Linked DNA regions of Homo sapiens: region 1 is linked to region 2. A link is a loop called in an ENCODE intact Hi-C map of the cell type or tissue named here. Cell type or tissue: endothelial cell of umbilical vein. All regions are shown on one strand. Each heading gives the region's core, and the rest is flanking DNA. Links, peaks and the distances in the headings are about the cores only. Region 1 has its middle 35 kb from the start of COL6A3. Region 2 overlaps LOC105373954 (a long non-coding RNA gene).

What was found. Hi-C counts contacts between places; a loop is a spot of excess contacts. Peaks named below come from ENCODE experiments on the same cell type or tissue, not always from the same donor. Only the 100,000 strongest peaks of a DNase experiment are listed, where the experiment ranks them.
Region 1: it touches region 2 in a loop (9-fold over the local background); 1 of 110 quality-filtered maps calls a loop at or near these places.

The regions. Positions count from the first base shown.
Region 1 is chr2:237,448,080-237,450,991 of GRCh38, reverse strand. No RefSeq gene overlaps it. Among named protein-coding and RNA genes, the nearest start is that of COL6A3, 35 kb to the right of the region's middle. RefSeq lists enhancers at 1-58, 2,088-2,588, 2,589-2,912. In endothelial cell of umbilical vein, for the core only: no CTCF peak of the experiment used is centred there; a DNase peak (open chromatin) is centred at 1,501; H3K27me3 peaks cover 455 bases.
Region 2 is chr2:237,290,308-237,293,219 of GRCh38, reverse strand. LOC105373954 (a long non-coding RNA gene) reads left to right here. Exons shown (of 4, transcript XR_924039.3): 4 at 1,474-2,912. Among named protein-coding and RNA genes, the nearest start is that of COL6A3, 120 kb to the left of the region's middle. In endothelial cell of umbilical vein, for the core only: no CTCF peak of the experiment used is centred there; DNase peaks (open chromatin) are centred at 749, 1,589 and 1,919; H3K4me3 peaks cover 212 bases; H3K27ac peaks cover 1,556 bases.

The DNA.
Region 1 (2,912 bases), core at 285-2,784, 160 kb before region 2:
CCAGGCACTGCCCCTTCCTCTAGAACATTCTGCAGTGAAGGAAACATTTGCCGGCCCTGTTCACGGTGGTGGCCACCAGCCACATGTGCCTCTCCTCCCTGGTCACTGGGATTCGTCGAAGGTGGGCATGCAGCGCAGGCTGGCCCCTTACAGCACCTCCTTTTGCTGCCCTGTGGCCTTGGCCTGAGACCCAGGGTGGGGAGGTCCGTGCCCACCTGGCTGGGCATCACCACCTCCCATGCAGCTTGTGTGCCAGGCCGGGCAGCCCGGCGCCTTGCACCATTGGCCTTACTGCTGTGCTGCTGTTGTGCGTAGTTGGGGTGGACGAGCTGAACTGAGGAAAGGGTGAGGAGTGTGTGGGTGTTGAAAAGGTACTCGGCTCCTCGTCTCTCAGATGTGGGCTTTATCCCTCCCTCTGCAGGATGCGGAACGGGCTTGCTGGCCAGTCAGTCAGCCCCTGACCCGTGATTACAGCCAGACACCCCCTGGGGTCTGTTCAACGGTCGTTTATGCTTTTTCCCAACACCATGATGCCTGCTTTAAGAAAATGTTTTCAGCAAAAATGTATTGAGGAAACAGGCAGTATGAAAACTGCCTGAATTTGTTGGGACTTGGGGACATGGAAAGATACCACGTTATCCGCTGGAGGTCAGAACTCAGATGGCCACCACCACATCACATTGTCACGTGGTACACAGTCATCATGCACCGTAGGCCTGGCTGGGGAGCTCCTGCCTCCCTGGGCCTGCCTTTCCCTTGCTGGTGCCTCAACATGGGAATTGGAGCTGTCCCCCTGGACCAGGGTTGAACCTTGTCCTTACTGCCCATGAGCCCTGAGGCCTCTTCTCACACTCAGAGTGATGGCTGCAAGCTGGTTCCACTTTCCCACCTCACCTTCTAGAACTTTCTGTGTCATTTCTCTAGTCAGCCCTCCCTGGCCTCAGCCTCTCCCTCTAAAATGCCAGCCCTCCCCTCACACTTCCTCTGCCCCTCCTACTTGATTTTGTCCTAGCTCTTCTCACTTTAACACAACAGGGTCTCCCTTATGTATCTGGATCCCTCTCTAGAGTGGAACCTCCCTGAGGGCAGGAGCCTTAGCCTGTCTCCTGTCTCCCAGGGCATCAGAGAGCAGCATCCAACACAGGGAAGCTTCTCAACACAGGCTTGGTGAATAAACGATCAAATGGAGTGCCGTGCATATGACACCATGCAGTCATTTTTGGCACAAGAAGAACCAGTTGGATCCATAGCAGAAAGCAGGCAGGACGATGTGTTCCCTTGGCTGGAAAGCTACAGAGCAGCCAGTGCTCTAGTGAGTGACACACCAGACTGGCAGGGTTTGCAGGATCTGGTGTCATTTATGCAAACAGCATCAACAGCAGCAGCAGAGATGGACAAAAACCGTTAATGGCCTTTTCAATAAACGAACAAGAAGACCCTTGGACCGCACTTCCTTCTGAGCTGACTTCTGTAAACACATGCAGGTCAAGCCCGATTCCCTGCTCCCAGTTGGGGCGTTTCAGCCTGGCTTCTGCCAAACAGGAAACACTTGGGCTTCCTGAAAATACTTTTCTTATCTTTGACAAAAGTGCTAACTTAGAGGAGGTTGATGTGGGCATTGGGCAGTTGGGGGAGCTGTCAAGGATTCCACGGAGGCCCCTGGCACACAGGGCCTCTCTCCAGGCTCAGGTGCTGGAGAAAGGAGAGGGCACAGCATGCTTCCTGGCTGGGTCTGAGGGAGGATGGAACCAACTCGGTCCTCCCGGGAGTGGGGAGGGGAAGGGAGCGCGGTTGGGGGAGGCACTTGGAGAGGGTGAGGCCGCAGATCAGACTTGCCCTCACCCTGCTGTGGTGGGCAGAGAAATAACAATAAACAGTTGAATAAATAAAACTTTCCACTCAAAATGGGCCACAGACATATGTTTTTCCACTTTTTTTTTTTTTAGAATGAAGATAAATCTCTCCATCTTGGCATTCTGAAGGGGAATTTTATTTTCCTTCTTTTCTAAGTGGTCTCTTCCAGCTTGGTTAAAAACCTGCTCAGATCAGGAAATATTAAGGACCGTGGGTTTGCTTGTGCTCAGAACCTTCCAGATGTGAGGGAGGGGCTGCCTGGGCCTGGGCCTTTGTAGAGAGATGGGTTGGAGTCACTGTGGCCCGGCTGCTGGGCTTCTGCCCTTCCTCTTCACCTGAATTCTAACACGTCGGAGAGTTGGGGGTTGCTGGTGATGGACGAAGCTGTGATGGGGGCCCTGAGCACCTGGACTCAGCTCCCCTTCTCATTTTCTCAAGCACTTTCCTGGGTTGGCCTGGAAATACTTTACTAAAATGGCCCCTCTGCCAGCCCCGAGAGATCCATGTTTGCACCCTGTCTTCGAAATACTTTCTGGATTAGATGTGGGTCTTAAGCCCCTTGTCTCAGCACCCTCCTTGAGGAAGGACACCTGAAGGTCACAGCCTTAGGTCTCCAGCCCTCCGAGGAACTGGGACATGGCCTGGCAAGGAGCAGCTTGGGGTGCTCCCGCCTTTGGTGATGTCGCTCCATGAGCCCAGCGTGCTGTCCTCTGGGTCCTGCCCAGTCTTGAACCCCTCACTCAGCTTCAATCCCTGCCCAGGCAAATGGCACTGGGGACAGTGACTCAGAAGTTTCAGGTAACAGGACAACTGGCTGTCCTCAGGGGAGGGGTGGGCCCCTGGAGGGCAGGGAGAGTGAACGTCTTCTGGAGCTGGGGTGCAGGGGAGGACTGAGGCGTCCACCTCTGCCATGCCTGTGAGAGTGCAGGAGAGGTCGAGGGCTTGGGGTCTGATTCTTGTCACTTTCGAAGGGCAAGGATCTTGATCTATTTTGTCTCAGGCTGCGTCCTCAGGGCTGAGAACAGCTCAGGACTCATGGAATGAATGGGCAAACAATG
Region 2 (2,912 bases), core at 108-2,607:
ACCAGCTCCCACGAATATTCCATTCATATTGCAGGTAGTGGGTCTGGACAATGAATTCTGGCCAAGGACAAAAGATGAGTGTTCTTTCTTGTTGAGTTCATAAAAAGCCATGCTATTTTCTTCAGTCTCTCTATGCAGGCCCCATGTTTTTGATGGTTTAGGTACAAAACTGTAGAGGCATAATCACCTTGATCCTTGAGTGACTGTGTGGAGTAGAGGCCTCTGCTGTCCTATATAGGACTGGTAATGTGAGTGAAAAAATAAATTTGGCTGGATTAACCTACTGAGATTTTGGAGTTGTTGGTTACTGCAGCACAACCTAGCCCCCTTTCCCAACCCACCCCAATAACATACCAGTTGGAAAATGATGGTGACAGATCAGCTGATCCTTCACATTCAAAGAAACTGCATTTCTACAAAATGCTGTAATTGACAAGAATGTCATTCCAACCCTTATGTACTACCACTGCAGTGTCACTCTTTGCAGGAAGATAAATTACTTAATGTGTCTCTTTTCTCCCAGCAGCTGGCATGGTGTTTATCACTGAATAAACATGGAAAATGGTCACTGAGTATTCTTTATATTAATTATTTCCCAAAAATATGACTCAGAAATTAGAACAGCACTCAGTGCCCTTTATCTTATTTTATGTTTCCATTTTCATCGTTAAATTCCTCTGAAGTCATTGGCATTATGACCATAGGAAAAATATCTGATTTACTCCGTTCTTAGGTAAAAACATTTTGACATTCATTTTATTTCTCTTATAAATCATTTAAGAGAAATCTATGCAAGTCACATGCTTCTGTGAAAAATGGAAAAATTAAAGTAGTTTTTGGAAACCTTAATGACACATAGAGGAATTTTTAAACTTCTTGGGAGTTTACTGTAAACACACGCAGTACAGCACTAAAACACATTGGAAGTACTAAGGAAAGAGACAGTTTGGAAATATTTGAAAATAGCTGTTACAGCTTCATTTGCTTAACTTTTGGAGCCTCAGTTTCCCCATCTGTGAAATGGAAATGATTTTACAGTTGAAGAAACGAAGAAGCAGTTGAATCAGCTGCTTGAGAGAGCAGAAGCTCTGGTGCCAGACTGGGTCCTTGTCAGAGGATCGTCATTTACTAGCAGATGGGCACGTTATTAGTAGTTATGTTTTCTGTGCCTCAGTTTCCTCATCTGTAAAATAAGGTTAATAGCACCTATAGTGTAGAGTTGCCGTGAGCATTCAGTTAACATTTCAAGTGTTACCTGGCACATAGCTATGATTATGTGTTAACTCCCTCTACTTCTGCAAAGTTTACTTAAAATATCAAATATCATATGTTCTTACCACAATATGTATGTACTTCCGAATTTCTCGCCACTTTTATTAGAATAAACTCTTATGTTTGACCCAGCTGTACGTTTGATACAGCTCATTTAAATGCCTTATCACAGTGAATTCCTCTCTTGTCTGCTTTTCAAAGATAAAAATGGGGAAAATGATCAACGTAGAAGATGGCAGCCAGACTTGAAACGACACAGAAGGGAAGCAGTTCTTCTGAAAAAGGAGACGTGCTGAGTAAACAGTCCCTGAAGTGCTCCTGGCTGGGCTCCAGATGAGTAATGATTTATGAACGGGAAATCTGGGTCGGCCGGGCTTCAGTCCCGCGGCGCAGGGAGATGGAAACCAGATGCGGAGGCTTCATCCAGAGGCCCAGGAGCGGCAGCAAGGAGGGGGTGAGGGTGCAGAGAGGGACACAGAACCACGAAGGGCACATGTGGCGCGGGGAACACACAGAGAGGGGAGGAGGAGAAGACAGAAAAGAGGAGGGAGAGGAGAGAATCAACCAAGCCGTCACTCTTGGAAATAAAACACCCTTCAGAGTTAACTCAGAAAACGTTTCCTCAGCCAGAAAACCTGGTGCTTCCTCAGAATATACGTTTTGTTTTCATCTACGTTCCCATGGAAACCAGCTAAAAAAGTTCAGACACATTTGTTGACTTCAACTACTTGGAGTACAGAGACCGTGTCTGTGTGTGTGTCTCAATATACACAACGTGTTTCCAAATATGTTTCAATGAAATGCTGGTTCTCTTCCAATTAAATCTCTGCGAGAGTTCAGTTTCCTAAAAGCTAAAAAGAATTGATTTTTAATGCAATTCTGCCAAAGAGAAGAAAATTTAAGTGTGTATTCTTCCTATTGCCAAACTGTCCAATACAAAGCAAATCAGACATCTAGAACAGGGATCAGCAAACTATGGCCAGTGGGCAAATTTTGGCCCACAAACTCTTTCTGTATAGTCCACAGGTTAAGAGTGGGTTATTTATTTATTTATTTTTGGTTGTTGTTGCTTTGCATTTTTTAAAAGTTGTAACAAAAAACGAGAAGATTATAAAACAGGATTGTGTGTGGCCCACAAAGCTGAAAATATTCACTCTCTGGTCCTTTACAGAAAAGTTTGCTAAGCCCCGATCTAGAATATGATGCTTTTGCCAGTGAAGCTGTTGTACATGATAACAGGTCAGCTGGGTAATAATTTCTATAAATGAAACGATTCTTAGAAATATTGATATAGACCCATAGAGTGCTTTGGTGTAAACACTCATTTGATCACTTCACGCTAAGCCACTGAGCTCCGCCCTCGAAGTGGGGAAAGCTGGCGAGTAGCACGCGGGGGTAGACGAGCTCTCCCTGGCCACGCCGAGGGGAAAGCACATGACGTTCTGGGTCTGTGCAGAGCTGCAGCGGCTCCCAAATACAGTGCTGGCACTCATCTCTCAAACCTCGTAAAGGAGCATGAGCAATGGACAGTGAAAAGTCACAGAAGAATGTATCCTGGGCTTTGGAGAGACCCAAAGAATAAGGCACTCATGGAGAAGCAACAGATTGTACCCTGGCTTTGATCAAAGTGACCCTGACCA